Linked DNA regions of Homo sapiens: region 1 is linked to region 2. The links are chromatin loops, found by intact Hi-C in ENCODE. Cell type or tissue: gastrocnemius medialis. All regions are shown on one strand. Links, peaks and the distances in the headings refer to the core of each region. The heading gives the core; the rest is flanking DNA.

Region 1 (17,063 bases), core at 7,321-11,320, 50 kb before region 2:
CATGCCTGGCTAATTTTTTTTTTTTTTTTTGGCAGAGATAATGTCTTGTCATTTTGTAGGCTTGAATTGCTGAGCTCACACAATCCTCCTGCCTCAGCCTCCCAAAGTGCTGGGATTACAATTGTGAGCCATCATGCCTGGCCCCAGATAAATAACATTTATTTTATATCAGTAAATATCTCTAAATGAAAAGGACTCCTCCTTTTTTTGGTAACAATCACAATGCCGTTATCACACCAAAAATAATGTGTCTGTTTTCTTAATATCATCAGACAATATTCAAATTTCCGATTTTAAGTATGTCAGTGTTTTTTTGTTTGTTTTTGTTTTTATTTTTAAAGAAACAGGATTTAAATAAAATCCACATGTCGTGATTGGTCCAGATATCTAAAGTCTTTTTTAATTCATAGGTTTCTCCTCTAGTTCCTTTTCTTCTCCTGCTTTTGAATTTAATTTTAAAGAAACCAGTTATCTTTCCTGAGCCATTTCTTACTGTATAGATTTTGATATTTGAATCCCTGTGGTAGTCTCTCGTGTTGTTCTGTTCTTGGGATGTCATTGGCAATGGCTACATCTCGGTATGGTTTTTTTGTATTTGTCCTGTTATGAGTGATACTGAATATCTCATCATATATTTAAAGGCCATTTTTATATCTCTCTTGGTACAATGTTCATGTCTTTTACTCATTTTTCTATTGAACGTTTGATATATTTCCCTTAACATTTTTTGCAAGCTCTTTAAATGCTAGGGAGATTAGCCCTTTGTTTATGATATAAGTTGCAAATATTTTCTACTGGCTTTGACTTTGCTTATCAGGTTTTTGCCATGGAAAGCTTTTAAAAAACTTTATTTGGCTGGGCGCGGTGGCTCACGCCTGTAATCCCAGCACTTTGGGAGGCCGAGATGGGCGGATCACGTGGTCAGGAGATTGAGACCATCCTGGCTAACACGGTGAAACCCCGTCTCTACTAAAAATACAAAAAATTAGCCGGGTGAGGTGGTGGGCGCCTGTAGTCCCAGCTGCTCGGGAGGCTGAGGCAGGAGAATGGTGTGAACCCCAGGGGGCAGAGCCTGCAGTGCGCCGAGATCGTGCCACTGCACTCCAGCCTGGGTGACAGAGCGAGACTCTGTCTCAAAAAAAAAAAAAAAAAAATGACTTGTAGTCATTTATAAATGAGTTTTTAAAATTGTTACTGCTCCAGGTGTGGTGGCTCACACCTGTAATCCCAGCACTTTGGGAGGCCAATGCAGGTGGATCATTTGTGGTCAGGACTTTGAGACCAGCCTGGCCAAACATGGTGAAACCCTGTCTCTACTGAAAATACAGAAATTAGCCGGGTGGTAGTGGCTCAGTGCCTGTAATCTTAGCTACTCAGGAGGCTGAGGCATGAGAATTGCTTGAGCCTGTGAGGTGGAGGTTGCAGTGAGCCGAGTATCACGCGACTGCACTGCAGTCTGGGCAACAGAGTGAGACTCTACCTCAAAAAAAGAATTTTTTTTTAAATTGGTACTGGATTTTTAACCTTTTGAAGTTACATTCAATAAACTCTATCTGTTTAAAATGTATAATTTGATGAGTTTTGACCATGTCTGCAGCACATTAAGATACAGAACATTTCCATAACTCTGAGAAGTATCCTCATGCCACTTACAGTCCTTCCCTTCACCCTCAGCTCCAAGCAACTACTGATCTGCATTCCATCCCTATAGATTGGTTTGCAGTTTTCAGAATTTTATAGAAATATAATTATTTCTATAAATAAATAACACTAAAACCACTAGTTGAAATGTTAGGAAGCAGAATTATTATCAAAGGCTGTATCCTTTTGTGTCTGGCTTTTTTTTTTTTTTTTTTTTTTTGAGGCGGAGTTTCGCTCTTGCTGCTCAGGCTGGAGTGCAGTGGCGTGATCTAGGCCCACTGCAACCTCCGCCTCCCGGGTTCAAGCAATTCTCCTGCCTCAGCCTCCTGAGTAGCTGGGATTAGAGCATGCACCACCATGCCCGGCTAATTTTGAATTTTTAGTAGAGACGGGGCTTCTCCGTGTTGGTCAGGCTGGTCTTGAACTCCCAACCTCAGGTGATCTGCCTGCTTTGGCCTCCCAAAGTGTTGGGATTATAGGCGTGAGCCACTGTGCCCAGCCTATTTCTGGCCTTTTTTGTACTTAATATTACGATTTTGAGATTTATTCATGTTGTTGCATCTGTCAGTAGTTCCTTTTTACGGTAGAGCAGTATTCCATCTCTACTGATTTGTTCTATGTCCCATATCCTTTTTGGTCTGGCTTCTTTCACATACCAAAATACATTTGACATTTATTAGTTGCGCATGTATCAATAGTTTGTTCCTTTATTTTGCCAAGTAATATTTTATTGTATTGGATGCACCACATTTTGTTTATTCGTACACCAGTTGAAGGACATTTGGGTTGTTCGTGTTTTTTTGCCAGTTATGACTAATACTGCTATAAACATTTGTATCCAATATTTGGTGTGAACATAAGCCTTCAATTCATTTGGATAAATACCTAGGAGTGGGATTGCCGGGTTGTTCGCTAAGGATCTGTTTAACTGTAAAAACTGCCAAACTGTTTTCCAAAGTTGCTATGTCATTTTGCATTTCCACCAGCAATATATGATAGTTCGTTTATTTCACATCTTTGACAGCATTTAGTGTTGTCAGGGTTTTTTTTGTTTGTTTTAGACATTTTAGTAGGTATGTTATAGTATCTTGTGGTTTTTATTTGCATTCACTTTCCTGACTAATTATAGTAGGCATCTATTCGTGTGCTTATTTACTATTTTTATATGTTCTTAGTCAGCTTGTGTGTTCCAAGTTTTTTTTTTTTACCATTTTCGTATTTGGTTGTCTTATTATTGAATTGTAATAATTACCTGCCTGTTCTAGGGTATCATTTGCTGTCTGGATACATATATATTGAATATTTTCTTCATTTTTATGGCTTGTCTTTTCATTTCTTTATGGTGTCTTTTGAAGAGCAATTTTAAAGTTTGATTACGTTTCAGATATATCAACTATTATATGGTTCAGGCTTTTTGTGTCTTATCTAAGAAATATTTGTCTACCCCTAAGGTCCTGAAGACTTTGTCCTATATTTTGTTCTGGAAGCTTTGACATTTTACATTGAGTCAGTGATCCATTTGAGTTAGTTTTTTTCCTCATAGACAGTCGATTATTCCAGTCTTGTTTGTTGAAAAGACTGTCCTTTCTCTACAAAATTGCCTTGGCACCTTGGTTGAAAATTAACTGTTCTCTCTTCCTGTTTACTAGAAGAATTTTTAAAAGACCGGTGTTATTTTTTTCCTTAAGGGATTGGTAGAATTCACATATGAACTATTTCTAGGCTTTGACTTTTCTTTTTGGGGTTTTAGTAGTGAATTCATTTGCTTTAGTAGAAATAGGTACTTCAGATTTTCTTTTTTGTCTTGTGTCAGTTTTTTCAAAGTTGTGTTTTTTCAAAGAATTTGTTTACTTCTAAATTGTCAAATTTGTTTGCATGAATTCTTATTACCCACTTAATGTCTATAGGGTGTGTAGTGTGTACTTCCTAATATTGGTGATTTGCTTTCTCTCTTTCACTTGGTTCACATAGCTATAGATTTATCAATTTGATCTTTTCAAGAAACAGCTTTTGGTTTTAATTTGTATTGTTTGTTTTCAATTTTATTAGTTTCTTTTCTGATATTTATTATTCCCTTTCTATTTTGGGTTTACTTTACCTTTTTCTAGCTTTTTAGGGTGGAGTTTATGCCATTCATATTAGACCTTTTCTAATAAAAATATCTTAAGACTATAAATTTTCTTTCAAAATCACCTTTAGCTGCATACTACAAATTTTGACTTTTAAAATTTTTCATTTAGTTAAGAATGTTTTCTGATTTCCCTTTTGATTTCTTCTTTTACCCATATTTTATTTAAAAGTGTATTTTAATTTTCAAATAGCTATTCAGGTGATAATTTCATCTATAGCACTAAAAACCAATGAAAATTCTGACATATATTTGTTTATAAAATTCCTTGAATGCTCTGTATATTGTATTTATATGGTATATACCTGAGGGCTTTTCTGTAGCATAAAAGAACAGTTCATTATTTTTCACTGTTCTCTGGGTTGAAGGAGCTCATTTGGGCAGCTCCATCTTGGGGGTCTCTCTCTTGTAGTTGCAGTCAGATGGCAGCTGGAATGAGAGTCATCTGAAGGCTTGACTGGGCTGGATGGTCAAGATAGCCTCTTCACTCACTCTGCTAGAATGACTGGGACAGCTGGGTGTGGGCTGGTCACCTCTCTCCGCACAGCTTCTTCATGGGACTAGTTGGCTTTCACACAACGGGGCAGTCTGAAGGCAGTCAGATTTCCTACATGACAGCTGACTTCTAGAGTGAGCATTCTAAGACATTGAGTTTTTTCAAGTAGATAATTTATTTGCTCTACTCTTTCAAACTAAGAAGTAAGATAAATGTATGGGGCCAGTCATTGTAGAAACTGCCTGGTAAGTAACGTTACAGCATCCTTTTATTTTTTTAGTCGAGGTGAAATTAGCATGAGATTACCCATTTTAGTGCGTACAACCCAATGACATTTCATACTTTCACAGTGTCAGTGTTGTGCAACTATCACCTATATCTACTGTCAAAACATTTTCATCACCTGTTAAGCAGCTCTTCTGCATTTCCCACTCTCTTCAGCCTCTGGCAACCACCAATCTATTCCTTGTTGCTCTGGATTTATCTATTTAGGATCTTTCATATAAATAGAATCATACAACATGTACCTTTTTGTTGGTGGCTTTTTTCATTTAGCATGTTTCTGAGGTTTATCTAGGTAGTAGCATGTATCAGTACTTCATTCCTTTTTATGTCTGAAAAATATTCCATTGTATGCATATACCACATTTCATTCATTTGTTGGGGTTGTTTCCACCTTTTGGCTATTTGTGAGTAGTGCTGCTATGAACATTTCATATACAAGGGTTTATTTGACTACCTGTGTTCAATTCTGAATATCTGAATCTCAGAGATACGTGGGTTCAGTTTCAGTCCATGGCAATAAGATAAATGTTGCAATAGAATGAATCACACTAATTTTTTGGTTTCCCAGTACATATAAAAACTATGTTTACACTATACTGTAACCTATTAAGTATGCTATAGCATTATATGTAAAAAATGTATATACTATAATTTAAAAATATTTTATTGCTTAAAAATGCTAACAGTCATCTCAGCCTCTTCAAATGAGTTGTAATTTTTTGCTAGTGGAGAGTTTTAACTCAATGTTGGTGGCTGCTGACTGATTAGGATAGTGGTTGCTGAAGGTAGGGGTGGCTGTGGCATTTCAAGAAACCACTTTTGTTTGCTCATCCATAGAAGCAACTTCTCATCTGTTCAAGTTTTAGCATGAGATTATAGTAATTTAGTCACATTTTCAGGCCCTTCTAATTCTAGTCCTTTTGCTGTTTCTGCCATATTTGTAGTTACTTCCTCCACTGAAGTCTTGAACCCTCCCAAGTCATCCACGAGAGTTGGAATCAACTTCTTTCAAAACCTTGTTAATGTTGATATTTGGACCTCCTCTTGTGAATCATGAATGTTCTGAACAGCATCTAGAATGATGAATCCTCTCCAGAAAATTTTCAATTTACTTTGCCCAGATCTATCAGAGGAATCACTGTCTATGGCAGCTATATTTCAAATCACAAATATATATTTCAATATCACAAAATGTGTTTCTTGAAAGTTGAAATTACTCTTTGATGCATGAGCTGCAGAATGGATGTTGTGTTAACAGGTGTGGAAACAACATAATCACCTTGCACATTTTCATCAGAGCTCTTGGGTGACCACGTGCATTGTCAGTGAGCAGTGATATTTGGAAAGGAATCTTCTGAGGAGTAAGTCTCAATAGTGGGCTTAAAATATTCAGTGGCTGGGCGTGGTGGCTAACACCTGTAATTCCAACACTTTGGGAGGCCAAGGCAAGCGGATCACCTGAGGTCAGGAGTTTGAGAGCAGCCCGGCCAATGTGGTGAAACCCTGTTTCTACTAAAAATACAAAAATTAGTCAGGCATGATGGCATGTGCCTGTAATCCCAGTTACTTGGGAGGCTGAGGCAGGCTGAGGCAGGAGAATTGCTTGAACCTGGGAGGTGGAGGTTGCAGTGAGCCAAGATTGCGCCACCACTCTAGCCTGGGTGACAGCAAGACTCCATCTCAAAAAAAAAATTTTTTTTTCAGTAAAACATGCTGTAAACAGGTGTGCTGTCATCCAGATTTTGTTATTCCATTTTTAGAGTACAGGCAGAGTAGACTTTGCATAATTCTTGAGGGCTCTAGGATTTTTTTCGGAATGGTAAGTGAGCAGTGACTTCAACTTAAAGTCAGCAGCTACATTAGCCCCTAACAAGAGTCAGCTTGTCCTTTGAAGCTTTGAATCAGGCATTGACTTCTCTAGAACTGTGAAAGTCCTAGATGGCATCTTCCAATAGAAGACTTTCACATACATTCAAAATCTCTTTACTGTACCCACCTCCTTGATGTCAGCTAGATCTTCCTGGATAACTTGTGGAAGCTTCTATATCAGCACTTGCTGCTTCACCTTGCACTTTTATGTTATAGAGATGGCTTCTTTCTTTAAAAGTCATGAACCAACAACCTCTGCTGGCTTCCAGCTTTCTTCCTGTAGCTTCTCACCTCTCTCAGCCTTCAAATAACTGAAGAAAGCCTTTCTTTAGGTTAGGCTTTGACTTAAGGGGAATACTGTAGCTAATTTGATGTTCTGTCGAGACCAGTAAAGCTTTCTTCATATCAGCAATAAAGCTGTTTCACTTACCATTCTTGTGTTCACTGAAGTAGCACTTTTAATTTCCTTCAGGAACTTTACCTTTGCATTCATAACTTGGCTGTTTGGTGCAAGAAACCTCATTTTTGGTCTGTCTCAGCTTTTGACATGCTTCACTTACTAAGCTTAGACATTTCTGGCTTTTGGTTTAAAGCGAGACACTTGGCTGGGCATGGTGGCTCATGCCTGTAATCCCAGCACTTTGAGAGGCCGAGGCAAGAGGATTGCTTGAGGCCAGGAGCTCAAGACTAGCCTGGGCAGCATAGTGAGATCCTGTCTTTACAAAAAATAAAAAAGTTAGCTGGGCATGGTGGTACATGCATGTAGTTCTCCCACCTATTTGGGAGGCTGAGACAGGAGGATTTCTTGAGCCCAGTAGTTTGAGGCTGCAGGGTTGCCACAAACCTTCAATTTGTAAAAACTCCAATATCTGTGAAGTGCAATAAAATGAAGCACAGTAAAACGAGGTGTGTGTGTACCTAGGAGTAGAATGGCTGGATCATATGGTAATTCTATGTTTAACTCTTGAAGAGCTGCCAAATTGTTTTACACAGCTGTTGTACCATTTTACATTCCCACCAGCAACGTAGGAGGGTTCCAGTTTCTCCATGTCCTTGCCAACACTTGTTATTTTCCTCTCTTTTAATTATAGCCATCCTAGTGGGGGTGAAGTTTTATCTCATTGTGGTTTTTATTTGGATTTCCCTAATGACTGATGATATTGAGTATCAAAGTTCTCGTTGACCATTTGTTTATCTTCTTTGGATAAATGTCTCTTCAAGTCATTTGCCCATTTTAAACTTGGACTAAAGTTTTTGAGTTCTGAAAGTTACTTATGTATTCTGGATACTAGATCCTTGTCAGATATATAGTTTGCAAATATTTTCTTTCCTTCTATAGATTTTCTTTTGACTTTCTTGAAGTTGTTTGATGCAAAAAAAGTTTTAAAATTTGATGAAGTCCAATATAATTTTTGTTGTTGCTCATGCTTTTGGTATTATATCTAAGAATTCATTGCCAATTCCAAAGTAAGATTTACCCTATATTTTCTTCTGAAAGTTTTCTGGTTTTAGCTCTTAAATTGTTAATCCATTTTGAGTTAATTTTTATAAATGGTGTGAGGTAGGGGGTCCAGCTTCATTCTATGTGGATATCCAGTTGTACCAGCACCAGTTGTTGAAGAGGCTTTTTTCCCCCACATTGAATGGTATTAGCACCCTTGTTGAAATCAGTTGACTATAGATGTATAGGTTGAAATCAGTTGACTATAGATGTATAGGTTTATTTCTGTGCTCTTAATTCTTTTCCACTGATCTATGTCTATTCTCATGGCAAGTTGATAGCTTTTACCTGTGGTATATGGTAGTATAGAGTATTGATTTTTCAAGCTTTGATTACATTGTAAACTTTTTTTTTTTTACAAACATGGTAAATTTATTAAAGAAATTATTTCCTTTAAAGTATCAGATTTATAAGAACAATAACAGCAACAACACACAAACTTATTGGATGGTTTTATTTAAAACTTTTTGGTGTATTTTATCATTTCTCTGACTGCATATGGAATAGTGATGCAGATACATAGTATATCAGTGTGCATTGTAATTGAATTTTCACTGTAAGTTAAATTTACCTTGAGCCTCTAAATAAATAGTTATGTAAATTCATCCTGCCAAAAGATGTGATGGTGCCAGCTATAGAAGTACCAGAATAGTAACAGCTGTCTGGTGCAGATTTGGGCTAAGCATCACATCAAGAAGGAATCACATGTCTGTAGTCTCTAGAGAAACAGTTCTTGGCACCTAATGGTTTTTTAACTTTAATCAGTACAATAAAAGTTGCAGTACTTTAGGACCAGAATATGATACACCTTTTAAGTCTATTTTAATCTATAATGTCTCTCTTTTTCTTTTTTTTCTTGTAATAATTTACTTGCTAAAGAAACTTTTTTTTTTCCTTTGTTTCTTATAGTCTGGCTCTTGCTGATTGAATTCCTTTGGTGCAGTTTAGCATGTTCCTCTGTGTTCTGCATCTCCTGTAGGTTGGTATTTGGATATAGAGGGGATCTAAAAAACATTTTTTCTTGTTGCTTTATGTTCACATGATAGGTGATGTTTGTGTCTTCCATCAGGAGGCACATCATACCTGCTTATCTCTCTTTCCAGTACATTAACTAGTTTATTTTGATTCACTTTAGTTTTAACAATTCAAGGGTTTTTTAGAGAGGATGGTGTAGAGCATAAGATAGGAGATCTAGAGTGCGGTAATCTGGATTCAGGCTTTGACTCTTGGCCTACTAGTTTTGGAATTTTGGAAAATCACTTCCCCTGTGTATTAAGTTCCTTATCTGCTGGGGATGATTATGCCTACTCCTAGGATTGTTTAGAAGATTAAAAGAGTTAACATATGGAAAAGAACCTTGTACAGAGCCTAGCATGTAGCAAGTGGTCACTAAATTTTAACTTTTGTTGTTTTGTGAATTTAAAAATATTCTAAAATAATCTAAAGGATAGATTATCTTGATTTGTGAGGAAATTAAAATTTGGATAACTATTTTTTTTGGCTCACCTGGGGTTTTTTTAGGGAAAAAGTAAGTAAATTATTCAGCTGAGGTGAGTAGCTCTCTGTTGTCCCCATCACAGTGAATAAATAGTTACATTTAGTAACCACTCTTCACAAACTGAATTTCAAAAGTGATTTTTGTCAATGCCTCAGATGTTGGTGTGTGTTCATTTTAATTGACCTTACCTAATGTTGGCAAGTTGCCCCCTCATTGAACAGATTTGCAGTCCATGAGAAATACTTTCCTGTTTCATAGGGAGCTTACTGTTAATATTTTTATTTTACAGTGTAATGTTCAAGCTCAGAAATGCCTTATGTGGATCGTCAGAATCGCATTTGTGGTTTTCTAGACATTGAAGAAAATGAAAACAGTGGGAAATTTCTTCGAAGGTACTTCATACTGGATACCAGAGAAGATAGTTTCGTGTGGTACATGGATAATCCACAGGTTTGTAAAATCCCAAGGATTATCTTTTAAAAGCACAGAAAGTTGTATTTAAGTATTTAACATACTATACAGGCTTTAGATTTGTCTTCTTAAGCAGTATATTTTTAGATTTATTTCTACTGGCTGTCCTCTCTGCCCTGCACCCCTGACCTCTACTGTTTTGTTTGAATTTCAGAAGGTGAAACTAAGTTTATTTGATAAAAATTAATGCTTCTGTATATATTTTTCCCTCGAGAGAGAAATACTCTCTCTGGTGGCAAATTAGGTTTTAGAAAATTAGAACTTGAGTCACAGAAAAAAATAACAATTGAAGCTGTCCCAAAAATAAGAAATACTTTTTTTGTAACATGTATTTCAAACAACAGCTAAAATAAAGACCAGGGATAGATGATTTTCTTGCATTAAGGAGGCTTAATACCAGGGTCCCTTTAGTGAGATTAAATTTAGGTTTAAGATGCTGCATCTAGGATAGAGACTATTATTTTTAAATAAATAAATGACTTAACCACATGATACTCTTGCACATATGTAGTCCTTTTATTTTGTAGTGTCAGATTTGAGTCAGTCATTGTAATGCCATCCATGAACTGAAATGCAGTTTGATTTTATTGTTGCCTTGCAAAACACAGGGGTAAATGCTACAATTTAAAAAATTGGAATCCCAGCCTTAAGAGGCCTGAGATTAGATATCATCTGTGAAGTAGTTTTAAACTTTCAACTTTCTCTACTTTTTTTTTTTTTTTTTTTTTTTTTTGAGATGGAGTCTCTTATCACCCAGGCTGGAATGCAGCGGTATGATTTTGACTCACTGCAGCCTCTGCCTCCTGGGTTCAAGTGATTCTCATGCCTCAGCCTCCCGAGTAGCTGGGACTACAGGGGTGTGCCACCACACCTGGCTAATTTTTTGTATTTTTAGTAGAGACAGGGTTTTTCCGTCTTGGCCAGGCTGGTGTTGAACTCCTGATGTCAGGTGATCCTCCAGCCTCAGCCTCCCAAAGTGCTGAGATTACAGGCATGAGCCACCGCGCCCGGCCTTTTGGAACTTTTTATCTTCAAATAAAAATTGGTGTAGAAGTTAAAAATGGGGTTGTATGTTGCAAGGAAGTATGTGCAAAGCAAGGGATGAATCTCTAGCAGACTTCTAAGCTGATTTTTGTCCAGTAGGCTTCTCGTGTGGGTGAGGAATGGAAGGTCTAGGGAAGAGCAGAGACTTATACAAGGTTCTGTTCTGTTTCACAGAGCAGGAACTAGGTCTGCTGATAAGTAGTCTAGTATTCTTCACTATATACTGATTTTAGATTAGACAAGATATATATGTGTCTATAGTAGATACTAATGTGTGTATGTTTATTTATGTAGAATTTGAGTTGTAAGGGACCTCTCCTCACCCATATGAGCCATTGCACAGTTCTGCCTATTTTCTCTCCCTGATTTTTCTCTCTCTTCACAAGGTCTGGTTGACATATGTATGGTTTCTCCTGAATTTTACTTGAAGCTCCTTGATTATTTTTCTGTGTTCCTACATAATAGATTCTTCTTGTCATTCTTCCTTTATCAGTACTACCCATTTAGCAGAGCTAAAAGGAGTTAAGTACAAAATAGAATATATTTATTACCCTGAATAAAACTTGAACTTGGAATTCAGAGGAAAGTTACACAGCTAGTAGAAGGAGTTGAAGTCTTCATGGAAGTGGTAACATTTGAAATTGACTTAGAAGTTTGGATATAATATTGGCTAAGAGATGGAAAAGTTGAGTATTCCAGTGCTCAAAGAACAGTGTGGGCAGAGATCAAAGCAAGAGAGCCTATGGCGTGTTTGGAGACTAGATCACTTTGGCTATAGCACTCAGCTAGGTCTTGTCCACATAAACTTTTAAAATCCAGATCTCTATGTTAGAATTAATGCATTGGCTTTTCTGGACACAGTGCCAGTTTTTTTTTTAAGTACAGAATTTAAATATTTTTTAGTTTGTTCTTATTAATTTTATATCTTCTTTCCAACTTAGGAAATCTTGATTCTGCCAGCCAGTGTATTAGCCATTAGTACCAACTTGGTGTCACTTTTAAATGTAATAATCAAGACATACCTACTCTTGAAAACTTTAGTAAAATGTCTTGCTAAGATTATTATATTATTTTCTTTCTTTATCAAGGTTATTATGTTCAGTATAACCGTGTTATTGCATCTTGACATAAGCAATTAGATTGAACCATATGAAATTGCTAATATACAGCCATTTTGAATTACTAAAAAAATGGCAATGTCATATGGTTCAATCTAGTTGCTTATGTCAAAGTATAATAACATGGTTATACTGATCATAATAACCTTGGTAAAGAAAGAAAATTAGTTTGATTCCTCTATTATTAGGAAGCCACTTCTTCCCCTGACCACTGCTTCCTTTACCACTAACCATGGGTTTAAAAATTCTTTCTAGTGTTTATTAGGGATCACTTTGGGGCTTCCTGTGTTTTGTCCAGGAGGTTGGTAATCATGGAGAATGAAATAATTAAGTTGCTGTACGAGGGAGTGCATTTGAAGATATTCGAAAAAGTATTTGGCAAAATGAGTTTAGGAACTCATAATCAACAAATGGCCTATTTCCCTTTTTTTCTTAAATGTTCTATTAGTTTGTTATTTCTTGTTCATTGTCAAGTAACAAATTTTGAATCTCATTTTTTTCCAGTCGAACCTGATGGTAATCATACTAGTCCACAGAAACTGCGTATTTTGAATATTGTTTTTCTCTCAGCTACTTAAATTTCCCCATAGTGTACTACTATTACTGTGACACTTTATGTCATGCTTTGGTTTCTCATTTGTCTTCCTTCCACAAAGGCTTAGAGCTCTATTCAGCAGTTAAAATAATAGGCTCATGAAAAACTGAAAAGAAATAAATTATTACCCTTAAATGGAAGGGTAACAGTTTTTGAAAAAATCACTTTGGTGGTAGTTAGAGATTCTTGAAGACATATTTACATTTCTTTTCCTTCTTTAAAGTTAAAAACCAAAAACCCATAAATCTAAAACGTTATACATAAGAATACAAATAGCTTTTTAATGTTATACATTAATGAATTATAATTTTATTTTATATGCATATTTACTATTGATGATTTATATTTGGAAGCTTGTACGTAGTATATAGTTTAAAGCAGAACATAATTAATGGAGTTTTACAATATATAGGTGTGAAAGTTTTTAAAAGATCTGTCCCTGTCAACAATAAGCAGTTCATGTTTGGGACTCTTAAGTCTTTGAAATGTCTAGGCTTCCAGTTACCTCCTAATCATTCATTAGAACAAGCCAATAGATTTTTATATTTTTAAGTACGTTATTATAAAGTCAGTTGAAAAGTTGATCCTGTCTTATCTCCAGCAGAAATAATTTTCAAAATCAACTAAAACTAATGTTTTCATTTTTACTTCTGAAATCTTCTATCAGTCTTTTATCAGTCTTCTATCATAGAAATGAAATTTATATTCTTGATTTGTTTTCCCCAGATTCTTTTGTCTGGTTTTCCTACCTCTATCTTCCTCTTCTATAATCCCTTCAGTTTATTATAAGATATATTATAAAAAGAGCATAATTTTGATTCCAGATCTGCTCATAAGCCTTCTTCGTTGGCCTCAAATTCTCTACGATATAAATTCTTTGCTACTTTTTTATTTAGGTCCTCTATGATTAGGTTCTCAGTTCAAGTTTTCAGACCACCATTTTGTACTACAATCTTACAGGACACTGCATTACAGCCCCACATAGCCCCCCTCTCTCTTTCTAGTACAGAGCTGTGCATCTTCCATTGTTTGCTATAGTTTGTCCATTTTCTCTGCTTGGAATATTCTCCCCTGCTTTTTGTGTTTCAAAATTTTCCTTAACCTCCAGCCTAAATGTTGTTCATCACTTCAGTCTTTCTGGATAGCTTCAACCAGAGATGATTCTCCCTCTATGTTTACCTTTAGCTCTTTTGATGCAAACCACATCTGAAACTTACGGGAAGAATGAAAATACTGTGTGTGAAAGTGCCTACATTCCCTGCATATGATAAAGAGAAGCAAACATTTTTTTGTGGAAAAAAAAGTATCAATGTAGATTAATATGGCATAAAAAACAGTAAACCATTTAAATGGGGGGAAATGCAGTCCATTTTTGTCAAGAGATACTTGATAAAGAAATTTTAATAGAACAAAGTAATATGTATAGTCTTTTTAAGTATCTTACAATTATATTTGTTTTCTGCCTGTAAATATTTCCCCCTTGCTTTCAGGAACAAAATCTGATCTTGTTCATGGCTTTTTAAGCTCATGAGAAAGTATTAGTTTAGCTCCAGTGATAAAAATAGCCTTTTAGTCATAGAATGCATGATAATGGAACAGAGTAGGATTCAGTTTTGTTATCCAAGCTATGGACTTGATTTCAGACCTAGTAAAAATTTGAACAGAAGAAAAGTTCATTTGTAAAATGTGATATTAAAAAATTGAGTTTTTAACTTTTCAGAAGTATATGTGGAACATTATATTATAAAATGAATTCATAATATTGGATATTAAGTATATATTAATACTTTGTTTCTAGAACCTACCTTCTGGATCATCACGTGTTGGAGCCATTAAGCTTACCTACATTTCAAAGGTAGTCTTTATACATTGTCTTATACTCGTGTGAATTAAAATCCCTGTGAATGAGAGTATGAATAGAAGCAGCAGTTTCCTTTCCATGTCCTTTAACAGTGATGTTCAGATTCCTATCATACTGAAATGGTACCTGATTACTACGTTTAGGAAATTCTTTAAATCGATACAGTTATGAAGAATATGATTTTAACTTACAGGATGTGGCAAATTGCAAAAGTTAACATTAACTTTTATGATCAGGTATATGAACATCAGAAAGGGAGAAATCAGTGAAACAAATTCTATCTTGAGAAAGTCTGGAGATTTTTCTAAGTCTGTATTATGTTTATTTAGACTGTTTTCAACTTTTAAATCCCATTGTCTTTGATACTTTGTTTCTTAATGTTTTATTTTGAGGAAAATATGGACCATTTTCATGTTGAAAGGATGATTTTCCCCCTCTTTTCACTTTGTCTCTTTTCATTTCTGTTTTCTTATTTGTTTTTCTGGTAATTTTGCAATACTATTTTTTATTTTTTAAAATTTTGATTTTATGTTTGTCAGGTACATTTTTTTCTTATTTTCTTCTATTAATGTTTAGGGAACTAAGTGATGCTGAGGTGCTAACCCTATGGGTTTGTGTGTGTGTGTGTGTGTGTGTGTGTGCATGTGTGTTACATAAAAGTAATAAAAGTTTGTTGATTACTTATATATGAGATGCAAAAGGTAGCAACAGTATTATTAAATAATATGGGTACTGTTATGCATATACTGAGATCTGTTGGCAAAGGTAGATCACTTCAACAGAAGACCAATTTACAAATGTGCCTCTGTTTAGAAGATAGATGTTATATAAATAAAATACTTTATATTAGTATTACAGTAGAGGTATTCATTCTCATTGACCAAAAAGAAAAGAAAAGAGCCCTTGGACAATAAAGATTACACATTTAAAAGGAAACATTTTTCTGTTAAGATCATACTATGTAAATTTACATACGACAAATATTGTATGGAAGCTCTTTCTTGAAATCAGTAAAGTAGGTGGGGTAACTGGCCAGCTGCTTTCCTCTCCTCCATTGCTCTTCTTTTAAAATAGAACCTTTTTTCTGTGCAGTTCTGTAACTTTCATCTTGTCCTCCTGCTTCCTGAAGTTTAAATTGTGCAGTTTGTACTCTACTTTGGACGTACCACTTTTTTTCCAAAAAAAAATTTATTGTTCCAAAAATTTATTTCTGGAACAAACTTTTGTGTGACTCAGAACTGTGAGTTTGTAGTTGGGATCAATGAGGAACCCCAGGCTTAGAATTCCTTTTGAAGGTGCAAAACGGATGCTACAATTATAAGTTCTATCACTGGACAACAGCATGGCAATAGTTGTGAATGAGCTTCTGGGAGGTACTTGATTTAAAGGGATAGCAGCAACCAAATGCAGCTAGTTGCCTCATCTTCTAAAATGAACCATGAGCTGCATTTAATAAAGTGATCCCATTATCCTAGGGCATTCTCCTGTACAAGAGAGGATCCAGTCCCATTTTGATCTCCTCATAGCAGATTAATGTCTTAATCTTAATTATTAAGATTAAGATTAATTCAATTAAATGCCTGGATTTGTGGACTTTATTTTTATTTTTATTTTTATTTTTTGAGATGAAGTCTCACTGTCTCCCAGGCTGGAGTGCAGTGGCGCGATCTCGGCTCACTGCAAGCTCCGTCCCCTGGGTTCACGCCATTCTCCTGCCTCAGCCTCCTGAGTAGCTGGGACTACAGGCGCCCGCCACCATGCCCAGCTAATTTTTTTTTGTATTTTTAGTAGAGACGGGGTTTCACCGTGTTGGCCAGGATGGTCTTGATCTCCTGACCTCGTGATCCGCCCGCCTTGGCCTCTCAAAGTGCTGGGATTACAGGCGTGAGCCACTGTGCCCAGCCTAGATTTGTGGACTTTAAATACACAGTCTCCTCTTTACCCAGCCCCATTTTTGCTTAAAAATCATAGCTAATTTAGAAATATGTTATTTGGGAAGAATGCATAGTTCTTGTAGAATATTCATTGAGGATATTTTGAAAATTATTTTAAACTAAAAATACTTGTGTGTATGACATAAAGCCTAATGGTTTACTTTCAGCTTCTCTCTGACATTTCTTTGAAGAGAAAACAAGTTGTTCAAAGAAAATATGGAAGTATTATTTGTTACCTCTTACAGTTGGGAACTGCATCCTATGTATTTAAATTTGCCATCCTCTTTTAGTTGTCTTTAATTTTAAGTCTGTTTACTAAATGTGTATGATTATTGGGGAATCATACATGTGGAAGTTTACATAGTATATAAGGTTGGTTTTAGGATTATATGGAGAAGTGAGGAACCCGTCTCTATTTTTCTTTTTAGGTTAGCGATGCTACTAAGCTAAGGCCAAAGGCGGAGTTCTGTTTTGGTAAGTAGCCATGTTATATATATTTTAAATAGACTGATATAATTGTATCATATTGTAAAAGAAAACTGTTGCAGAAAACCACACAAAACCTAGGGCTTAATGAATTATTCTAAAGTGAATTCCCTTGTAACTGCTATACAGATAAGGA
Region 2 (17,063 bases), core at 4,353-8,352:
ATTTAACATTTGAGAATCAATCATAGGTACGTATCAAATTACAACTTCCCTGAAAGATTTCAAGCCCTGACATTTGATAAATAAGGTTACCAGAATAAATAGTAAGTAACAGATTGAAATAGCTTTAAGATGCTGGATTCTTGCTTTGGAAACAGCTATAGGGCCTGGTTATAAAGATAATCACTTGGTATAGGCTAACAGGTTTTTTCCATGTGGAGAAGCTTTGACCTGATGGAGTTGGGTCAATTGGTGTCTTCAGTGTACGACATGCAGCACACAGGAGACCTAAGAAGACGACAAAGATGTCCACGAGGAATCTGCCGAAAGAAAATATAAAGTAATATGTGATAAAATCTAGCATGGAAAACTACGCATCAGAGACTGAGATGGCCCATGGGTGATGGTGTGGGTAAGATAAGTGTTGTGATGGAGAGGGCCTTTGGGGGGTCCCATGAGAGAAAAAGGTACTTCTAAGTAAAAGCCATGTGACTTTATAAATTTCTAAATGTTGATTCAGGGGTCCTAAGTGATGGAGAAAGTTTACATTGTTCTCTTAAGGCTCCATTGCCTCTTTCCCTCCCGAACTGTGGTATGTATACCTCTAATGCACGTTTTCTTTAGTGGGGAGGAAAGGAGGGGCTGTGGAGAACTTTCCATGGTCAGGAACTTACATCAGCCTTTTTTTTTTTTTTTTTTTTGCCTGTCTTTGGTACCTTATCTTCATGTTATGAATGTAACCTATTCCCTGTGGAAACATTTATTATTATTTCCAAATAGGGCCTTTGGTCCCAATGGCGTCTGTTTCTTTTTGACTTCTACATACGTCATGCTCACGGTCTTGGTTCGTATTGTCACTCATGCCATTTTTTCTTCCCATTTGCTTTTTGCCTGTCTAGTTTGAAGGTGGAAGATTTTCCGATGAATCAGATATGGCAAGTGAAAGGAAGTGAAGAATTAAGGGTAATGACAAGGTTTTCAGCCCGAACAACTAGAAGCCATGAACTGAGGTAGCAAAGATTGCAGGTAGAGCAGGTTTGATGGAAAAGATCATGATTGCAGTATTGGTTGCAGTATTGAGTGTTAGGGTTGACATGTCAGACATCCAAGTAGAAATGGCAGGCAGGCAGTTGGATATGCAAATTTGGAATTGAGAGAAATCATTATTGGAAATAAAAATGTGGGAGTCTTCAAAGTATTCGGTGCTATTGAAGGCTTTGAAACTGGATGAGATCATCTTTAGAGAGAATGAAGATGAAAGAAGAAAAGAGAACCATGGAATGAGCCCTGGGGCGCTCCAATATTAAGAGCTTTGGAAGAAGAGGAGGAAGTAGCCATGATGAATGAGAAGGTGTGACCACCACATCAACAGGATATCAAGAGTACGTTGTGTCTTAGAAGCCAAGTGAAGAAAATGAAGTGAGGAGGAGATCGGATGTTTCAAATTCTGCTCGCAGGTCAAGTTAAGAGGCAGCCTGAGAAATGCCCTTTGTGTTTGGCAACGTGGACAGTACAGATGTCATTGGTGATCTTGCCAGGGCCTGTTCTGATGGAGTGGTGGGGACAAATAGAACTCTTTTTGAGGCATTTTGCTGCAAGAGGACTGGAGAAAGGTGACGGTTGCTAGTAGCAAAAGTAGTCTTTTCTTCTTAAGACAGTGGCTTGGCCAGACACGGTGGTTCACGCCTGTAATCCCAGTTTTGGAGGTCTAGGTGGGAGAATAGCTTGAATCTAGGAGTTCAAGACCATCCTGGGCAACATGGCAAAATCCCATTTCTACAAAAAATACAAAAATTAGCAGGGTGTGGTGGCGTGCATCTGTAGTCCCAGCTACTTGGGAGGCTGAGGCGGGAGGATCACCTGAGCCTGGGGAGGTTGAGGCCACAGTGAGCTGTGATTGTGCCACTGCACTCTAGCCTGGGTGATAGAGTGAGTCACTGTCTCAAAAAACAAACAGAAAACAATAACAAAAGATGGTGGCTTATTTGTTGATGAAATGACCCAGTAGGAAAAGAAAGATTGATGATGTAGAAGAGTACAGAATTGTTGGAACAAGTCCTTGAGGAGGTGAGATGAGATGGAAGCTAGGGCACAAGTTGGCTTGACTTCTTCAAATGCACAGGTGTTTATCTGGGGTAGGAAGGCACAGTATGTGGTGCAGCCACTGGTTAAGTGGGTAGACGTGGAGGGGTAAGTCTCTGAAAGTCTCTGCCTTAGTCTCAGTAAACTAGGAAACAAAATTCGCAACTGCAAGTAAGGTGGGGAAAGGTGTGAAAGGCATGAGAGAATAGATGTCTAGGATTGGGGAGAAGGAATGGACTAGGGACATTTAGGATATTCTGAGCAGCACTGAAAACCCACTGAGCTCTGTGTGCATGAATGACAGTGTTCAATAACTGATAACTGTAGTCATTTTTGTCACGCTCCTGACTTCAGTGGAAAAGCCTCTAGTGCAGGCATGTCCAATCTTTTGGCTTCCCTGGGCCCCAGTGGAAGAAGAAGAATTGTCTTGGGTCATACATGAAATACACTAACATTAATGATAGCTGATGAGCTAAAAAAAAAAAAATCGCAAAAAAATCTCATAATGTTTTTAAGAAAGTTTACAAATCTGTGTTGGGCCGCATTCAAAGCCGTCCTGGGCCACATGCGGCCCGTGGGCTGTGGGTTGGACAAGCTTGCTCTAGTGGTTCCCCATGCTGCTGGCTTTTGGGCTGAGAAATATTTTATCAGGTTAAAGAAGTATCCAACTATTCATATTTTGTTGAGTTTTTTTCTTAAGAATGGTGATTGAATTTTGTTAAATATCTTCAATATGTCTGGAAATAATATTTTTATCCCTCTTTAATTTGGTGAAAGCTGTTAATCCAGTTCTCAATATTTAACCATCATTACATTTCTGGAATAAATCCCATTTGGTCAAGATATGTTATTTTAAAAATCTGCTAGATTTTGTTTGCTATTAGGGATTTTTGCATAAATATAAATGATACTGGTCTGCATTTTTCTTTTGTGTAGCTCTAGTCTTTGTAGGTTTTGTGGTGTTTTACTAGCTTCATAGAAAATACTTGAAAGGTTTTTTTTTTTTTTTAAATTTTAAGCTGTTACAGAACAGCTTCAAAAGAATTGGTATTCTAGGCTGGGCACAGTGGCTCACGCCTGTAATCCTAGCATTTTGGGAGGCCAAGGCATTTCTCAGGCTGGATCACCTGAGGTCAGGAGTTCGAGACTAGCCTGCTCAACATGGCGAAACCCTGTCTCTACTAAAAATACAAAAAATTAGCCAGGCATGGTGGCAGGTGCCTGTAATCCCAGCTACGTGGGAGGCTGAGGCAGGAGAATTGCTTGAACCCGGGAGGCAGAGGTTGCAGTAAGCTGAGATGGTGCCACTACACTCCAGCCTGGGTGACAAGAGTGAAACTCCATCTCAAAAAAAAAAAGTTGGTATTCTATACTCCTTAAAGAGTTAGTGGACTTCCGCTAGGAAATCCTCTCAACCTGGTGCTCTTTTGAGGGTGTGCCATTGACAACCTCCTCATTTCCTCTATGAGAATTGATATGCTTAGGCTTTCTATCTTTTCTGGGGTCAGTTTTGATCAATTATATCCATAGAAAATTATACATTTTATCTAAGTTTTTAAATGTATTTGCATGGAGCTGAGCACAATATACAGAACTTATTTAAGGAGAAATGCATTACTGCAGATCCCACTTTGTTCTTCAACTCAAAATATCCAATGCTGTGAAGATTGCTTATATGACAAGTTGTGCTATCTTCTGATTTTTACCTGGAAGCAATGTGATCACAAACATACCACCAGATTAAAGTGGTAGTACTCAGGTAACAGGAGGCCATCCAAATTAAATTTAGGAGTCTTTAAAAAATTATCAAAATTCAATGTAAAAAGTATAATTTCTTGTAAAGAACATGTGGTTCCTGGAGAACATGTCTAGGTTCCCCATTTGAGAAACACTGTCCTAGTGAATAGCATTTGAACTTATCCTACGTTCATTGCCCTTCCATGTCCACCTTCTCACACAGTGCTTCTGTGTATATCTGGCACTCCAGTTCAACTGAACCTTTCCATCTCCCTGTTTCCCACCTTCCTGCTATTATTTGTGCTGTTTCTTCTGCCTGGAACGCCACTTTCCTAATAATTGTTGCCTGTTAATTCCACACCTTCAATTCTCACCAAAATGCCACTTTCTCCTTGAAGTGTTGGAATTGCTTTCTCATCTTTCCCATCACACAAGCCTTGGTGACCCCAAAACACTGGATTCCCTTCTCCCTTCCCATGCCAACGTTCAGTACAGTTCATTGGAACAGAATTCACTTTAAGCTTTGCTCTTAAACTTTGGCCTAGTAAATAGCTTTTCTCCTTTCACTGTAGTCCCTTTTAAAAGCCAAAGACTTCAAAATTTGGAAGAGATTAGAAAATGAAAACAGTCCAAATCCAGCTCTTTGTTGATTAGATTGGCCCAAAGGGGACATAAATAAGACAAGCAAAATGCAAACGAATTCTAGTAGTAATGGCCACTGTATAAGCACTGCACCAGTGCAGTGGTTTCAGCAGCTGGTCCTGGGCCCCTTTCATACTTAATGTATGTTTGGTTTTACGTTTAATTTTAGGTGCTAACAATTACCTCATGGGCCCCTCTTAAGTCTGCTGTGAGAGAAATCCTAATCCCCTAAGGCAGTGGTTCTCAAAGTGTGGTCCCTGAGACCAACAATGTCAACATTACTGAGAACTTGCTAGAAGTGCAAATTATTGCTCCCATCCCAGTCCTACTGAATCAGATTTTCTGGGATTAGGGCAGGCAATCTGTTTTAACAAGGCCTACAGGTGATTCTGACATCCATTAAAGTTTGAGATCGGCTGGGCATGGTTGCTCACACCTATAATCGCAGCACTTTGGGAAGCCGAGGCGAGAAGATTGCTTGAGTTCAGGAGTTCGAGATGAGCCTAGGTAACATAGTGAGACATCGTCTCTACTAAAATTCAAAAAGAATTAGGCATGGTGGTGTGTGTCTGTAGTCCCAGCGACTTGCATTGCGTGCTGAGGTGAGAGGATCGCTTGAGCCTGGGAGATCAAGGCTGCAGTGAGCCCTGAGTGTCACTGCACTCCAGCCTGGGCAACAGAGTGAGACCCTGTCTCAAAAAAAAAAAAAGTTTGAGATCCTCTGCCCTAAGATATCCATTATCCATTACATGTAAGGAATTAACTTCTCTCCTATGCGACCAGGATGGCCTTTGTTACATAGTATCCTTAGAGCTGAGAAAACAGTTACCTAAATCACTGCCTGTGTTCTGTGGTTCAGATAAAGAACCCACTGAAAGAGGCTGCGTGCATGAACCGGCTCTGACCAACTGAACATGAAACACAGGTTGGAATAAAAATATTTTTTTATTTGATGGTCTTCCATATAGACAGAATTTCATCAGGAATCAAAGAAAGGTGGTTACCACATATAAACACCAACTAAACTCTGAGCTTTCTGGCAACTGAAAAGGAAAACGTTGAGTTCTAGAATAGCCTTTGTTGTTTGATGCAACTAACCATATCACCTTTTAGAGCTAGAGAACCGTCCAGGTATTAAATGTTTGGAATCTTTTATGATGTGGATTGTGCTACAGGGGACACTGAGTAACGTGGGGACCAATGTCCTTCACAGTTTTTGTAGAAAAATTTTTAGGTGGTCTTCCATATTCACCCTTAGAAGCAAGGACAACCCTTCGAGTGTAATTCCGTGGAGATGATTTCCTTCTGACTCAAACACCCATAGCTTCCCTGTCTGTCCATTTCGTGAGCTCCTCATTACCTTCCATGACTCACTTTTCCATGTGACACGGAGCCTCCCTGGCTTCCACTGCTGATACTGACCATTCCTTTCTTTGTTCTCTATGCTGCCGTGGACACAGAGCCACCATCGCTGTTAACTGTACTAGAGTCTTTACTTTTTTTTTCTTTTGTGAGCCTAAGCCTTCCTCAAGACAAGAATCTTTGTTTTGTTTAAAAAAAGAATAGCCTTAATGTTTTTTTTTCTGATTTTAAAGTGAACACCCTATTGTAGAACATCCATGTAAGCAAAAAGAAAAAAAATAAAAATGATTTGTAATTTCTCCAAGAAATGACCTGTGTTGACATTTCAGTGATTATACTTCCAAGTCTTTTACTAAATGTGTACGTAAATAGCTTTATTTTTGTGTGTGTAAAAATCTGTAGCCTCTGTAAACAAGCCAAATGTCATATACACCCCACACAAAACAATAAAAGCAAAAATCACCAGACTTCTCATGACTCGACTTTGTTCTGGATGGCTCTTTGTGCTTATTTACACATAGACATTGGCAAGTTGACATATTTGGGACCATGCCATACATGTTGTTTTGTAGCCTGTTTTCCATGTAGCAGTATGTTACAGACACCCTCACTTATCAATAAATATATGGACACCACTATTTATAAAGGCTTAAACTTTGGTCTTCCCTTGTGTATTTATACAGAAAAAAACTTTAACCATTCCTTTACTGGACATTTTGATTGTTTCTACTTCTTCACTTTTTTTTTTTTTTTTTTTTTGAGACGGAGTCTTGCTCCGTCGCCCAGGCTGGAGTGCAGTGGTGCCATCTTGGCTCACTGCCAGCTCCACCTCCCGGGTTCATGCCATTCTCCTGCTTCAGCCTCCCGAGTACCTGGGACTACGGTGCCTGCCACCACGCTCAGCTAAGTTTTTGTATTTTTTTTTCAGTAGAGACGGGGTTTCACCGTGTTAGCCAGGTTGGTCTGGATCTCCTGACTTCATGATCTGCCCGCCTTGGCCTCCCAAAGTGCTGGGATTACAGGCGTGAGCCACCACGCCCGGCCATTCACTATTTTAACAATACTGCAGGCCATGTCTTTTCTCCACTAGTAATACACTCCCAGGCATGGGTTTGTTGCTCTCAAAGGTATATGCACTTCCTACCATGGTCAAATGACATAGGAAGGATGTACAAATTTATGCTCCCATCAGTAGTGCATAACAGTGCAGGCCGGGCATGGTGGCTTACGCCTGTAATCCCAGCACTTTGGGAGGCTGAGGTGGAGAGATCACCTGAGGTTGGGAGTTCGAGATCAGTCTCACCAACATGGAGAAACCCCATCTCTACTAAAAATACAAAATTGGCCGGATGTGGTGGCACATTCCTGTAATCCTAGCTACTTGGGAGGCTGAGGCAGGAGAATCGCTTGAACCCGGGAGGCGGAGGTTGCAGTGAGCCGAGATCATACCATTGCACTCCAGCCTGGGCAACAAGAGCGAAACTGCGTCTCAAAAAAAAAAAAAAGTGCCCATTTCCGCACATCCTTGACAGTACTGGGTTTTGTCCATACTTTTAATTTTTGGCAATCTGATTAAAGAAAAATGATATATTATGATTTTTATATTTATTTGAAAACTATAAGGTTTTTTTAAATGTTAACATTTCTATTTATCCTTTTTGTGAATTGCCTGTTTTTATCACAAGCTTTTCATTGCTGTTTGAAGTTTTCTTATTTATTTCTAAGAATCCTTTATATATAAACTATTAATCTTTTTTCTGTATTTACTTATCTTTGTCCTGTATTGAAATATTCTCGTTCATCATTTGTCTCTTATTTTAAATATGGTTATTTTAAATTTCTTTTTGGATTTAGCCTTTGTTGTCACACTTAATAATTTACCACACAAAGGTTTTATATATATACTTATAATACCTTTCAATACATGTATTTTAATTTTTTACTTCTAAAAGTTAAATACATGTGGAATAATTTTGGCAAATAGCATAGAGATCTAATATACTTTTCTACCTCATACCTGAAATTCAGCCAGTTTTCTCTATGCTATTTGTTTTTAAAATCTATTTCTCCCATTGATTTGGAATATTACTTATATCAGGCACTGATTACTTACACAGGAGTCCATTTCTCAACTTTTTATAGCACTAATGTGAATATTTCTCTATAGTATTATATATTAGTAATTATTATTTATAACATATTTTAATATCTGATAGAAATGTTTTTCTATTCTCAGTATTCTTGAACTTCCAACTGCTTATTTTGAAGTTCCAAAAAATTCTACTTTTAAAAACTTGGAATTACATTAAGTTTTTAATATTGTCAGGATGCTTGTTCCTGTAAACCTGAGATGAAACTCAGAGTCTAGCTGTCTTAGTCCATTTGGGGTGCTGTACAAAAATACCATAGACTGGGTGATTTATAAACAACAGAAATCTATTTCTTACATTTCTGGAGGCTGAGAAGTCCAAGATCAAGGTGTCAGCAGACTTGGTGTCTGGTGAGGGTTGCTCTCTGCTTCATAGACGGCTCATTGTTGCTGTGTCCTCACATGGCAGAAGGGGTGAAGGAGCTCGCTTGAGCCTCTTTTATATGGGCAGTAATCGCATTTATGAAGGTAGAGCCCTCACGACAATAACTCCCCAAAAGGTACCCCCCTTCCCAAACGCTATCACATTGGGCATCAGGTTCCATATGCATTTTGGGAGGACACCAACAGTCAGACTGTGGCACTAGCTGTGTTTGGTGACTGTGGACAGATGATTCTCCCACCTACGGATTTTCCAGGTAACTGTTTGTCTTTGGAGGAAGGAGATTTGCCTTGAGGAGGCTGTGTACAAGGAAGGAGAGGAAGATTGGATTGGTGCTCTGAAGATAGAGAAGGCTGTGAATAAAATCTGCATTTTGAAGATAGGGAAGACAAGAAGTCCTGTTCTTCAGGACAATGGTGGCAGAATGGGGCACAGAGAAGAGCACTGTCCCCATTTCTGTGGCACCTGGTACAGACAAGAGCCACAAGGGCTGCCACCCCTGACATGCCATTGGTCACTCCAAATCAGTGCTGTGCAGGGGCTGGCTCCTGAGACCCAACTGTTAAATTTCCAAGAATTTTCCAAGCTGGTTGTTAAACAGAACCATTATTAAAAATTAAACGTATAAACTTACAATTAAATGAGTTATGTGAGGAACAAAGGTAATGAATATTCAAAATTCATCATTTGTTAGTCATTTCACTACACCTTACTACAATCTATGCTTATTTACATCTGTTGTTGTCTATATGGTGGAAATACTAGGTAATGATATGCTACTGTACATCCTTCCTAATTCCACATTCAGTGATGGCAGACTTGACACTGGCACAGTGGGAGTATTTACACCATGAAAGTTGGCAAATGCTACAAATTAGGACTTGATTGATTGTTTTCCTGATTGTCTAGAGGAGGGGATGGCAAATTTTTATGTAAAGGGCCAGACAGCGTTTCAGGCTTTGTAGGCCACACAGTCTCTGTCACAATGACTAATTCTGCTCTTACAGAGCAAAAGCATAGAAAATACCTAAATGCATGAGTGAGCCTGGGTTTTTGTACTAACTTTATTTGTGGATACTGAAGTTTAAACTTCATATAATTTTCATGTGTCATGCAATACTATTCTTTTGATTTTTTTCAGTCATTCAAAAATATAAAAACCATTTTTCTATGGCAGGCTGTAGAAAATCATGGCACACACTGGCTTTAGAGACTATTTATTATGATTTGTGAATCATATGCTACATATCCCTTATGTCAGTAAAATTTATAATAAACTTTTTTTTTTTTCCTAGAGAACTGCCAGCACACCACCACTTCAAGTGTTTTCTGAATTGGGGACATGGGAGGAGGGAGTCCAGCAGTACCCTGGGGAGGAGGCCCTCCCCTCTCCCATGAACCACTGGCACTGGAGGCACTGTGAGCTTGCCCCTAGAGGGTATGCCAACAGCTGACTTGAATCACTGCAAAGGAAGGGCAGAGGATTCCTGCACTTGTGTGATGTGGAATACTCTGGGGACTGTCAGAAATAACCCAGGAAACTGTAAGGTAGGGCCAAGGTCCTGCTGTCATGTAGGAGGGGCCTGTGAGCTGGTGAGATTTCTGTATCTACAGATGAAGGAGTTGGAAAATTCCAGTTACATAATGTTTTTCCCATCTAGGAATATTACGGTATGTCATTCCATTTAGCCAAGTCTTTATTTAAATCCTTCAGTAATTGTATTCATATAACTCCTGTATTTTTCTTGTTTAGTAAATTCCTAGGTAGTTCTGTTTAATTTTTTAAAATGTTAATATTTATTTATATTTTCATTATAATTAATTTTTCTAGTTATATTTTTGGTTCTATATAATTTTTTTCTATTACTTTTTAGCTATTTATTGCTGGTCTATAGGGAAACTAATGCTTGTATAAATTAACTTTTTATACTGGTCACCATATTATTCATTTTTTTTTAGTTGATTCTCTTGTGTTTTCAGTAATACAATGGTATCATCTGCAATAAATGATCCTTTTACCTTCTTCCCAATTTTTGACAAGTTTTAGTATTGCGATGTGCTTGCTTTACAAATGAATTGGGAAGTTTTTCATTTTTTCCCCATGGTCAATATCAGTTGAAAGAATGTAAAATCTGTTTATGTGAAGTTTCAAAGAATTCAACCATGAAACTATTTAGCCTCAAGAATTTTTCCAGAGGTGATTTTTGTTTGTTTGTTTTTACAAATATTTCTTTTTCACCATAGATACTGGTTTACTTAAGACTTTTTCTTTTGTCAAAATTGGTAATTCATGATTTCTGAGAAAATTTCTATTCCATCCCTGTTTCTACTCCTGTCTCTCTCTAATCTATTCTCTAGCCAGTAAGCTGTCACAACATTTAAAATATCAGGTGGTCACTCCCCTGCATGAAAACCTCTGACAGTTTCCACTGATAGGTTATCACTGCTTTATATCTCCTGGTCTGTGAAGGCCTAACATGATCTGGTCCTAACTCACCTCCCACTTCCTACTGCCTTGCTCAGAGTGACAGGAGGGCCCCCAGAGGAGGAGCTAGCAGAGGCATGCTGAGTACTGGATTTCATGCTGATTCTGGAAACAGCTCCCTGCCAGCTTTAAAGGAGGCTTAATTGTTCTGGGAGTTTTGCTGACATAATACAGCTTGGCTCACGGGTGGTTCTTGTCCTTAGGCTTAAAAGTAGAACAGGCATTAATAAATGCCACAAAATGTCTTTGGTTGTGTTCAGCCAGTTCTTTTCCAAGCAGAAAAAAAGCACTTAATTAAATTCAATCAATATTTTTCAAGGGCTTCTTATGGACAAGAAATTTTGCTGGACTCTGGGATATAAGTGAGGCAGACACACACAATGTACCTCTATTGCAAGGCAAAGTAAAAGAGAATGTATTGATACAACATGCTGGGTTATGCCACAGTAATGAAAATCTCAGAGGCTTATAACCACGCAGGTGTATTGCTCAGTTGTGCTGTATGTCCAGATGGATTGGCTATGGCTCTGCTCTTTGTCATTTCACTCTGAGACCCAAGCAAGTTGAAAAACCTCTATCTGGAAAATTTCTGGTGGTCATGGCAGAGAGAAAAGGCATGCTGGCCAACATGCAATCACTAAGACTTTGTTAAGAAGTGACACGTGCCACTAAAGATCACATTTTATTGGCCAGAGAAAATAGCATGATCAAGTTGGACATCAAAGGGGCAGGGAAGAATTAGGTTGAACCATATGAGATTGGCATTTTATGAAGTCAAAAGTGATTGAATATCTCAACTGTATTTGGCTTAACCTAATATAATTCTTCTATAGGGAAGGCAATGATGATTTGAATAATGTAAGTTACTCCATAGTGGTACCAACAAAATTGCAATAACAAAATCTTATTAAGATTTTCTTTAAATTCAGATGAAAATTTTATTCACTAATTCTGCATTTCACTTGAGATAGCCACAAACAACCAACCCTTCCATCTGCAGAAATGGGTAATAAAAGCACAGGTGTCACATTAACCTTTTTGGCTGAGATTAGGTGCCATTGGTTTTAGATTCCAGCTTTGAGGAGTCTGTCTCAATAAAAATGTGCCGTGTTCTTGATATGTGCCAGGCTCTGTGCAAGGTGCTGGGACAGACAGTGAAATGCACTGACAGACAAGGTCTGTCCTCAGGGGGCTGAGAGTCTAGTTCCTGCCCTGCTATCATGTACAGATAATCAGTAAATAGGTGCTGTGGGGGATGGGAGAGGTTGAGAGAGCTTAGGGTGCATTTCTAATGGAGCTCACATGATTGTCGGCCAAATTCATTTCTGTGAAGCTGCAGAACTCACAGCTGTTTGTTTCTTCAAGGCTAGCAGGAAAATCTCTCCAAGCTCAGGGCAGGCTTGAGCTCTCTTTTAAAGGCCTCACCTGAGTAAGCCAGGCCAACCTAGGCCACTCTCGCTTTTGATGAACTTGAAGGTAAACTGATTAGAGACTTAATCACAAAATCCCTCCATCTTTGGCATATGATGTAACCTGATCACAGAAGAGACATCCATCATATCCACAGGTCTGGCCCCTACTCAAGTGGACTGTGCAGGGCTCGGACACCAAGAGGGGGAATCTGGGACATGACCTTAGAATTCTGCCTGCCTCAGGGTTTCATTTTCAAAATTGTCACGGATCTTGTGGGTGTGTCTTCTTGTTGTTTCAATCCATGTTTACCTGATGTCATTGGTCATTTGCAGATCTTTTGTGAAGTCTTCTGCCCAGAATTTGTTCTTAGTGGATTGCTTGCCTTTTTGTTTTTGAGTCTTCTAACCTGAATATAAATTCTCAGTTGGATACAAGTGTTGTAACTATGTTCTCCCAGTCGATGGTTCCCCTTTTTGTTTTTGATAAACATAAATTCTTCATTTTAATTGTCATGTTTATCAGTCCTTTTTTTTGGTGGTTAGTGGTTTTGTGTCCTGTTTATGAATCTCTTGCTTAGTCCAAGGTCATAAAAATATTCTCCTGCCTGGACCCTTTCTCCTGGATCCTGCATTGCTTTTGTTTTCAAATGTAGGTCTATCATTCACTTTGAGTGAACTTTTATGACTTGTGTGTGTATGGGACCAAAGTTCATTTTGTTCTGTATATGACGAGTCAATTGATACGGTATCATTTACTGAAAAGACCATCCTCTCCCTATTGATTTGTGACTTTGACTTTGTTAAATCAGGTGACTGGAGGTAGGCTGGAATCTGGTTTGGCTTCTTCTATTGCACAAATCTATTTGTTCATCTGTACGCCAATGCCAGACTGTCCTCACTATTGTCCGACTATGCTGTGATATCTAAACAACATCTTCAGATTGAATCCTGGGCATTGCCATCTCTGTAGAGAGGCCTCACCCCACTCTCCCAGCCCTAAGCAACTAGGAATTTATTTTCTGTCTCTGTAAATTTTTCTGTTACACACATTTCTTGTGAATGAAATCATATAGTATGTTGTCTTTTGTACCTGGCTTCTTTCATTTCCAGCATGCTTTCAGGGTTCACCATGTTTGCAAGGCTGTTTCCTTGTGCAGGAAACAGAAGCACTGACCAGGAGGACTGGGGCAGGTGAAATTGGGAAAAAAGAAAGGGAGGGAATAACCTGTGTCCAGACACTAAAAGGACTTGCAGGATCTTTTAAAAGAGATGTATAGATGTAATAGGGAATTAGAAAGCATGGGAAAGCATCTGCTCTCTAAAATGTCAAAAAACCCACATAGATTTGGAACAAGCTTCTTGTATCATTTGGTGTGAAGCATGTGGTCCTCACTCAGCTATGTGGCTGACCCCCAGAAGGCAGTCACGGATGGAGCTTTTAAAGGAAGGGGAGAGGCCCATATGCTCAGCTCAGAGGCAGGAGAGGATGAGTTTGAAGTGCTTGAGGAACACGGAGTGACCCCAGGAAGGAGGTGGGCCATGTTAGGTGGGGCTGAGAGAGGAGCCCCAGCTTCAAGGAGAGCGTGTCCAGGCAGTAGCTTGAATGGCTACAGATGGAAAAGGATTTGGCTTTCTTTATGTTTTCTTCCTTTGATTTTTAACTGCCCATCCCCCCAGTATTAATGGTTAGTACAGAAAAGAAAAAGGAGAAATTATCACCCATCACCCCTCCACCCAGAATTAACCACAGTTAACACTGGGGCCCGGTTCCTTCCAGGCTGGAATCTCAGAATCGCTTTCTTAATCAGAGGCAATGGTCTGCACAGCTTTATATCCTGCAATTTCTTGCTTAGTGTAAAAGCATTACCCTGCGATCTGATTTCCTTTTGCATCTCAAACCCGGGAAGTTTGGCCATTAGCAAGGATTTCCTGAATTTCCTCGGAATCATCACAGAGGCTGGGCTTGGTCTTCCTGGAGCTTAGGGCTATTTCTCCCTCCCCTCCTTTCAAGCTGCAGGTCTTCGTGAGAAGAAGGCGGATGCAATAGCAAAGACTTAGCTTTCAGGCCTCCTTCCTCAAGGTGGTAATTGTTCCCTTTAAAGGAAGAGAGAATTAACTGAGTGCCAGCGCTGGATTAGGCCTGGGCATCCAGAAAGTGCCCACAAGAAGTGGAGGCCAGTGGGAGAGACACAAGTGCTACAAGGCGAGGTGACAGAGCTCTCCGAAGGATGGAGAAGGGGCTGTGGCGGCTGGCCCAGTGGAAAAGTACCTCGACCATGATTCATCAGGGTAATGCTCCGTTGGTGCCAGGCCATCACCCCGTCTGGGAGTGCAGACAGCTGACAGCTGAAAGTCACATCAAGAATGGAATCAATTCTACGGGAAGAAAGTAAATGAAAGTTAAGATAAAAATGCATTACTTCAGTGCTATACCTTCTGCTGCAAGCATCTGTTTAATACAAGCAACATGAGACTAGCGCCTGCTACGTGGCGGGCGCTGTCTGGGCATAGTGGGCAAGGCAGGCTCCTGTGCCAGGCAACTCCCAACCTGACTGAGGAAGACAATGTGGTGGCCCACCCGACACAGACTGGCTGATTAAATAAGGGTTATGAGTTAGACAAATAAAATACCTGGTGCTGCTGAATTTCACATCTCTAAGGACATTACTCTGGCTCTAGACCAACTGGGTGGCTTAAACGTGGATCCAGATAGTGTCAGTACACAGAAATTACCTGTGTGTGGTTCTCAGCCCTGCTGCTCATTGGAGTCCCTGGGAGCTCTTCAAATTAGAGACGCTAGGGATGCTCAGTCCCTGCCCCCTCCCCCTGAGTTTTTAAAAATAGCTTTATTGCGATACAATTCAAATAAAATACAATCTACCCATTTAAAGTATACATTTCAGTGGTTTTTAGTATATTCATGGATATGGACAACCATCAACAGCACAGTCAATTTTTTTTTTTTCTTTGAGATGGAGTCGCCCAGGCTGGAGTGCAATGGTGTGATTTTGGCTCACTGCAACCTCTGCCTCCCTGGTTCAAGTGATTCTCCTGCCTCAGCCTCTCGAGTAGCTTGGATTACAGGTGTGTGCCACCACGCCCGGCTAATTTTTGTATTTTTGGTAGAGATGGGGTGTCACCATGTTGGCCAGGCTGGTCTCGAACTCCTGACCTCAAGTGATCTGCCTGGTTTGGCCTCCCAAAGTGCTGGGATTACAGGCTTGAGCTACCGAGTCCAGCCAACACAGTCAATTTTAAAACATTTTCCTTATCTCAAAAAGAAACCCCATACTCTTCAGCTATTCTTTTTATTTTCTATTAAATTTTTTTTTTTTCTTTTTTTTTGTTGAGATGGAATCTGGCTCTGTCACCCAGGCTGGAGTTCAGTGGCGCAATCTCGGCTCACTGCAACCTCTGCCTCGTGGGTTTAAGCAATTCTTTTGCCTCAGCCTCTGGAATTACAGGCACGCGCCACCATGCCCTGCTAATTTTTGTATTTTTAGTAGAGACAGGGTTCCACCATGTTGGCCAGGCTGATCTGGAACTCCTGACCTCAAGTGATCTGCCCGCCTCGGCCTCCCAAAGTGCTGGGATTACAGGTGTGAGCCACCGCACCTGGCCAACTATTTTAAAAAATTTTAAGAGACTGAGTCTCACTCTGTCACCCAGTCTGGTGCAGTGGCACGATCATGGCTTCAGCCTTAAAGTCCTGGGCTCAAGCAATCCTCCCACCTCAGCCCCCCGAGTAGCTGGGAATACAAGTGTGCACAGTCACACTAAACTAAAAAAAAAAAAAAAAACTAATTTTATTTTATTTTATTTTATTTTTTATTTATTTATTTTTTGTAGGGATGGGTTTTTGCTATGTTGCCTAGGCTGGTCTCAAAGTCCTGGCCTCAAGCAATCCTCCTGCTTCATCCTCCCAAAGTGCTGTGATTACAGGCATGAGCCACTGTTCCCAGCCTCTCCCCACTCTTCTAGCCCTAAGCAAGCACAAATCTATTTTCTGTATCTGTAGATTTTCCTGTTATACACATTTCTTATGAATGAAATCATATAATATGTTGTCTTTTGTATCTGGCTTCTTTCATTTAGCCCCATGCTTTCAGGGTTCACCATGTTGTAGTGGGTATTTTATTCTTTTTTATGGCTGAATAGTATTTCATTTTATGGATATGCCATAATTTATCTGTTATCAGTTGATGGACATTTGGGTTGTTTCTACCTTTGGGCTGTTATGAATAGTGCTGCTATGAACATGTGTGTTCCAGTTTCTGTATGGACACATGTTTTCCTTTCTCTTGGGTAGCTACCTAGGAATGGAAATGCTGGATCATATATTCACTCTGTTTGAAGAACTGCCAGACTGTTTTCCAAAGCAGCTATACCATTTTACAATCCCACTAGCAGTGCATGAGGATTCTGATTTCTCCACATCCTTGCTGATACTTGTTATCATCTGACTTTTTGATTCTGGCTACCTTAGTGCCTATGAAGTAGTATCTCAATGTGGTTTTGATTTGTTGATTTGCTGATGACTAGAGATGCCAAGCATCTTCTCATGTGTTTATTTGTGCTCTTAGAGTTTTTAATTCAGTTGGTCTGGAATAGTTTTTTTTTTCCTTTTATTTTTTATTTTTTTGAGACAGAGTCTTGCTCTGTCACCAAGCTGGAGTGCAGTGGCGTGATCTTGGCTCACTGCAACCTCTGACTCCCTGGTTCGGGCTATTCTCCTGCCTCAGCCTCCCGAGTAACTGGGATTACAGGCACGCACCACCATGCCCAGCTAATTTTTGTATTTTTAGTAGAGCCAGG

What was found. Peaks named below come from ENCODE experiments on the same cell type or tissue, not always from the same donor. Only the 100,000 strongest peaks of a DNase experiment are listed, where the experiment ranks them.
Region 1: a loop joins it to region 2, with 2.6 times the contacts of the local background. A loop is called at or near these places in 1 of 110 quality-filtered maps.

The regions. Positions count from the first base shown.
Region 1 is chr10:122,383,474-122,400,536 of GRCh38, forward strand. It overlaps PLEKHA1 (pleckstrin homology domain containing A1), which reads left to right. Exons shown (of 12, transcript NM_001001974.4): 2 at 9,708-9,868; 3 at 14,445-14,501; 4 at 16,870-16,915. The coding sequence starts at 9,728. Among named protein-coding and RNA genes, the nearest start is that of PLEKHA1, 17 kb to the left of the region's middle. In gastrocnemius medialis, for the core only: no CTCF peak of the experiment used is centred there; no DNase peak of the experiment used is centred there; H3K27ac peaks cover 815 bases.
Region 2 is chr10:122,436,316-122,453,378 of GRCh38, forward strand. HTRA1-AS1 (HTRA1 and ARMS2 antisense RNA 1) reads right to left here. Exons shown (of 3, transcript XR_946382.3): 3 at 11,744-14,624. It also overlaps a transcript of PLEKHA1 not described here. Among named protein-coding and RNA genes, the nearest start is that of ARMS2, 9.8 kb to the right of the region's middle. In gastrocnemius medialis, for the core only: no CTCF peak of the experiment used is centred there; no DNase peak of the experiment used is centred there.